Regions from separate parts of the Homo sapiens genome. Here region 1 is linked to region 2. A link is an interaction called in ENCODE POLR2A ChIA-PET data of the cell type or tissue named here. Cell type or tissue: endothelial cell of umbilical vein. All regions are shown on one strand. Each heading gives the region's core, and the rest is flanking DNA. Links, peaks and the distances in the headings are about the cores only.

Region 1 (2,915 bases), core at 112-2,611, 100 kb after region 2:
TAGCTAAGACATTTTAAATTATTTGTCCTCAGCAGCTGTCAGAAACGTTCTCAACTCCATTTAACTGAGTTCCACATATTATCACACACAAAGCTGAGAGACTTAGTCTGAAGTTATATAGGCCACAGAGAGCATATTTGTGGCTTGAGTTTACAAATAGATAAAAGTAGCCAGCTTGCAAATTAATGGGTTGTGCTGCTGTGTCAGGGTCCCACTTAGGTATGTGAAATGTGAGAAAAACCTGAGACAGGATTTCAGAGCTAAGGATTAGAGTGGCAGGCAGATTGAGGACTATAGTGAGGACAAAGAAAAGGTGAAACAGCCATGGAGAGTCCTTGTAAAGACTACTTTCCCTTCAGGGCTTGTGTGCTCCCAGAGGATAAAGAAAAGATCTTGGGTAGACTTATGAATTAGGTAAAGATTTTTTTTTTTTTTAACTTAACCGTATTTCAGATGAGGGGGTGGCTTGCCAAATCTCCCACTATTACTGTAAATTTTATCTTCTTTCCATAGCAGTGGTATCTTATTTAAGAGATTTTTTTGGGACTGGAAAAGTGGTGGGGCCTTTTTTCTTTGGATGGCTGATTCATTCTTTCTCACTGATGGTGTGTTATGCTTGTGTTAGTGATACTGATATGGAAAAGCTCTGAAGACCCAAGTAGATTACTGGGCCAAGTAGATTACTGTGTCCTGCAGGAATGAAATTGTCTCCCACGGAGGTATTATTAAGCTAAGAGAATCTCTTCTTATAACTGTTAAAACCAGAAGAAAATTTAGGAGTGATCTGTTCCAACTTTTCTTATTTTATAGTTGGAGAAACTGAAATTCACATAGAATGAGGAACTTGTTGAAGTTACGTAGCATCTTAAATTGGCAAGTCTAGAATCTTTGTCTTCCCATTCCTGGCACGGTATTCTTTCCATGATACCATTATAATTGTTGAAACAAATTTTAAATTAGACCACAATTATAGTAGTAGGTTTTGAGAGGATTTAAGAAGAAGCACTTGAGGCCGGGCGCGGTGGCTCACGCCTGTAATCCCAGCACTTTGGGAGGCTGAGGCGGATGGATCACAAGGTCAGGAGATCGAGACCATCCTGGGTAACTCGGTGAAACCCCGTCTCTACTAAGAATGCAAAAAAAGTAGCCGGGTGTGGTGGCGGGTGCCTGTAGTCCCAGCTACTCGGGAGGCTGAGGCAGGAGAATGGCGTGAACCCGGGAGGTGGATCTTGCAGTGAGCCGAGATGGCACCACTGCACTCAGCCTGGGCAACAGAGTGAGACTCCGTCTCAAAAAAAAAAAGAAGAAGCACTTGAATATTTTTGCAGCATGTAGATATGTAATTAATATTAGGAGTGATAGCATTTGAGGAGAAAACTAGAGAATAAAGGGAAACAAGGTTGTGTTTATATTTTTAAATTGGAGCGTATTTTTCAACTTCATAATACCAAATTAATTAAAATTATGTTATTTAAATATTTGTCTTTTTCAGTTATAACTTGTTCACTGTGTTGGGGGGTGGTATGCCCACATGCACTTAAACTTCATCACTAAGATGAAATAGATGATCAGTTCTGGGAGTCAAGCTTTTACTAAACTTGGGTGACTGGTCCTAAGTGGCGTACATCATACTGGAGTGAGAATTGACTTGCATGCTATTGCTTTTGGTTTCTGCAGGTTTTGTAGTGCATCCCTGAGCATGAGCACAGAATGAAGCGGCGTTTGGATGACCAGGAGTCACCGGTGTATGCAGCCCAGCAGCGTCGGATCCCTGGCAGCACAGAGGCTTTTCCTCACCAGCACCGGGTGCTTGCCCCTGCCCCTCCTGTGTATGAAGCAGTGTCTGAGACCATGCAGTCAGCTACGGGAATTCAGTACTCTGTAACACCCAGCTACCAGGTAAGCTGGAGCCAACCAAGGGACTAGAATGAGGGAAGAGAAATAGTGGTTTTAGGCAATTATAAAACTTTTTTTAATACTGTGTTAGATATTAAAAATTGTTGAGTATGTGTAAGGTAAAAAAAAAAATAACTGTGTACTCACCATACAAGTTTTTAAAAAAAGAATGTTGTCATGACCTTTGAAGTTCCCTGCGTATCCCACTCTGCTCCCTTCTTTTCCCTCCCTTCAGAGGTAGCCACTGATCTAAACTTTGTATTTATCATTCCCTTGACTTTATTTACTTAAAAAAACTAACATAATTGTTTAGTTTCGGTATTTTTGAACTTTTATATAAATGGAAACATTTTCTTCTTTGACTCACTTTGTTTTAAAAACCCCATATTTTTATAGATCGCTGTAATTCCACCATTTTCACTGTAGTGTAAATTACATGCATATACTCAATTTATTTGTCAATTCTACTGTTGGACTATTGGGCTGTTTCCAGGTTTTTGCTTTTACAAAGGTGCTGCTGTGAACATTGTGATATTGTCTTAGTGCACTCAGTGGCAATTCATGACAAAATAAGAAGCTTGTGCCAGAATTTAAATCAACGCACTTATTAAGACAGTTTTGCTATTTATTTTTAAAAAAGACAGCTGAATTAAACATCATTGTAGTGAAATATGGCTGACTCTTGGACAGTGTGGGGGTTGAGGCACTGACTTCCCCCCATGCAGTCAAAAATACATGTATAACTTTTTTCCTTTTTCTTTTTTTAGGAGATAGTGTCTTGCTCTGTGGCCCCTGTTGGGGTGTAGTGGTGCGATCATGACTCACTGCAGCCTCAAACTCTTGGGCTCAAGCAGTCCTCCCGTGCCCTAGCCTCCCTAGTAGCTAGGACTACAGGTGCACACCACCATGCCTGGCTAATTTTTATGATTTTTGTAGAGATGAGGTGTTGCTGTGTTGCTCAGGCTGGTCCTAAACTCTTGGCCCAAAGCTATCCTCCCCCAGCCAGCCTCCCAAAGAGC
Region 2 (2,915 bases), core at 159-2,658:
ATTTAAGGTACTACCTGTGGAACTGAGAGTGCCAGCACATTATTCTTGTCCTCTTGAGTGGCTAGTTCCTTGCCCAAAGCTCATCTCAAAATTATAGCTGCTCTTGGGAGTTTGATGTAACATGGAGGCTATGTTGTTGGTTTTATTCTCTCTGATACCATTATTTCAACACTAATGAATTGTGTCCAGGGTGTACCCTGCTTAATTGACAGCTTTCTCAGCTGTTTTATAGCAGGTTCTCTAGTATCTTTATCTTCATGGCCATAGTCAAGAAACTTGTTTTTATTTATTTAAACATGGTTGTGGGAGAAGTAGATAATTATAGTATGCTTTTTGACTATGCAGGAACAAATCTTACCCTTGAGGCCAGGCACGGTGGCTCATGCCTGTAATTCCAGCACTTTGGGAGGCTGAGGCAGGTGGATTTCTTGAGCCCAGGAGTTCGAGATCAGCCTGGGCTACATGGTGAAACCCCATCTCTACTAAAAAATGCAAAAATTAGCCAGGCATGGTGACGTGTGCATGTAGTCTCAGCCACTTGGAAAGGCTGAGGCAGGAGGATCAATTGAGCCCAGGAGGTCGAGGCTGCAGTGAGCCATGATTGCTCCACTCCATCCTCGGTGACAAAGCAACAACCTGTCTCAAAAAAGCAAAACAAAACAAATCTTACCCTTACCTGAAAAACTGGTTAAGGAGGGTTGTAAGTGGTAATGTTAGTTTCTCCATATATCAATTCAGACCTTATCCCAAAGGAAGACCAGAGCTGTTTGAACTCCAGCTCTTCCTTAGCTGCCAGGTGTTAACAACTTGTGTTTCATAAGCATAGATAGATTCAAACCATTGTCCTGGAGTTAAAATATTTTCTAAGCTGTGACTCATCTTTTGGCTCATTCTTTCTTTCACTAGGAAATAAACTGAGTTTTAATTTTGAGAATTTCAATTATCCCTTCTGAAGACTGTGTTGCTGATTAAAGTTGCTGGGACTTGTTTTTCTGGTAACCAGCAGAGCTACAAATTACTTTGTACTCAGTGGTCATGTTAAACCTATGTGTAAGCAGAGGGAGAAATCTGATTAACTGTCTAAAGGAAGGTTGTTGAAGATGAGGCCATTCTTTCTGACTCCTTTTAGAGGTTCATCTCTTCCACCAGAGGGATGGGTGTGCAGGAGGGTGAATCTGAGGCTGAACAGAGCAGGTGCTACGCATGTGTATTTGTATCTGTAAATATCACATCACTGTTTATAGTACACTGGACTCTACATGCAAGGCCTGGTCAGGCCAAACCAGGAGGAATTGTTCCTGTGCTTAAAGCCAAGAATAACATCCTGACCAGCAGGGGGACAGAGGTCAGCTCAAGGCAACAGCTCTTGGGAGCTACAGAACATTAAGGACCTTGGAGGAACTGAGCTTAATAAAAAGGAAGGCAAGATGTACTTTGAAGGAAGTGTGTGAAACCTGCATGCCTTTCTCTTATTAGGACATGGTTTATTTATGAAAAATGAAAAGTTATCTTTTTTTTTTTTTGAGACAGAGTCTCGCACTGTCTCCTGGGCTGGAATGCAGTGGCACGATCTTGGATCACTGCAACCTCTGCCTCCTGGGTTCAAGCGATTCTACTGCCTCAGCCTCCCACGTAGCTGGGATTACAGGCACCTGCCACCACACCCTGTTAATTGTTTGTATTTTCAGTAGAGACAGGGTTTCATTCACTATGTTGGCCAGGCTGGTCTCGAACCCCTGACCTCATGATCTGCCCACCTTGGCTTCCCAAAGTGCTGGGTTTACAGGGGCGAGCCACTGTGCCCAGCCAAAAAATGAAAATTTATCTTAACAGATGGATATGTGATGAGTTCATATCACCTCTTGGTCATTTACATTTTCCACTTCTACTTATACATTGATTTATCCGTTGATTATTTTTTATTAGAAATTGTATACCCAGCTAAGTAGCAGGAAAAATATGTTCTATTATTCTGGTGTTTTATTCTATAAGCAACATCAGAGAGGCCCACTAGAGAACTGTATTTAAAGGATAATAGGTTAATTAAAAAACAGGTACCATGTCTCGGCCGGGGGTGGTGGCTCACGCCTGTAATCCCAGCACTTTGGGAGGCCGAGGCAGGTGGATCACGAGGTGAGGAGATCGAGACCATCCCAGCTAACATGGTGAAACCCTGTCTCTATTAAAAATACAAAAAAATTAGCCGGGTGTGGTGGCGGGAGCCTGAAGCAGGAGAATGGCGTGAACCCGGGAGGTGGAGCTTGCCAGGAGCCAAGATTGCGCCACTGTACTCCAGCCTGGGCGACAGAGCGAGATTCTGTCTCAAAAGAAAAAAAAAAAGCAGAAAAAACAAAAAACAAAAACAGGTACCATGTCTCCTGGGGAATTTACTGACTGGCTAGAGTTTTATTTCTGGGATCTTTCTGTGCTCACTTCTTTTTCCTTCCATCTTTCCTCATTTTGATGCTGGCCACTCACTCCACAGAGGCAATTCAAACTATTTTCTGAAGGAGCATTCTAAGTTTGTCCTGTTGTCTTCTCTGGGACTCATTTCTCTGGCGTGGCTTCAGCTGGTTCCAGGCCAGAATGATCTTCTGAAAGCTTTTCTTCATGGCCTTTATTTCTTGGCTCTTTTCATGCACTTTGCCTGATTGGTTTTGCTGGTTCTTTCCTTCTCCAATGGTGTAAGCTATGTTGCCTTAATCGTAAGGCTCTAAAGCTCAGGTGCAGCCTCAGGCCGTTTAGACTTTCCTGGGGTTTATAAAGTACTTTTGTCCTTTCCTAGAAATTGGGGGATGAATCAGATGCTCTGTTATGAGGTATTGCTGACTCTCCTGGGATTTTAGTTTGCCAGTTGTTTAAATAGTGTGTAGCAATTTGAATTGTATTTGTAAGGTAGGACTTGTTGCCAAGAC

Evidence for each region. Peaks named below come from ENCODE experiments on the same cell type or tissue, not always from the same donor. Only the 100,000 strongest peaks of a DNase experiment are listed, where the experiment ranks them.
Region 1: POLR2A ChIA-PET joins it to region 2 with 5 read pairs; 3 of 35 experiments call an interaction of 5 or more read pairs at or near these places.

Annotation. Positions count from the first base shown.
Region 1 is chr15:75,429,171-75,432,085 of GRCh38, reverse strand. SIN3A (SIN3 transcription regulator family member A) reads left to right here. Exons shown (of 21, transcript NM_001145358.2): 2 at 1,678-1,899. The coding sequence starts at 1,711. Among named protein-coding and RNA genes, the nearest start is that of SIN3A, 21 kb to the left of the region's middle. In endothelial cell of umbilical vein, for the core only: no CTCF peak of the experiment used is centred there; no DNase peak of the experiment used is centred there.
Region 2 is chr15:75,531,010-75,533,924 of GRCh38, reverse strand. The region is part of intron 1 of PTPN9 (protein tyrosine phosphatase non-receptor type 9); the gene reads left to right. Among named protein-coding and RNA genes, the nearest start is that of PTPN9, 47 kb to the left of the region's middle. In endothelial cell of umbilical vein, for the core only: a CTCF peak has its summit at 1,312 (motif pointing right); DNase peaks (open chromatin) are centred at 814 and 1,314; H3K27ac peaks cover 418 bases.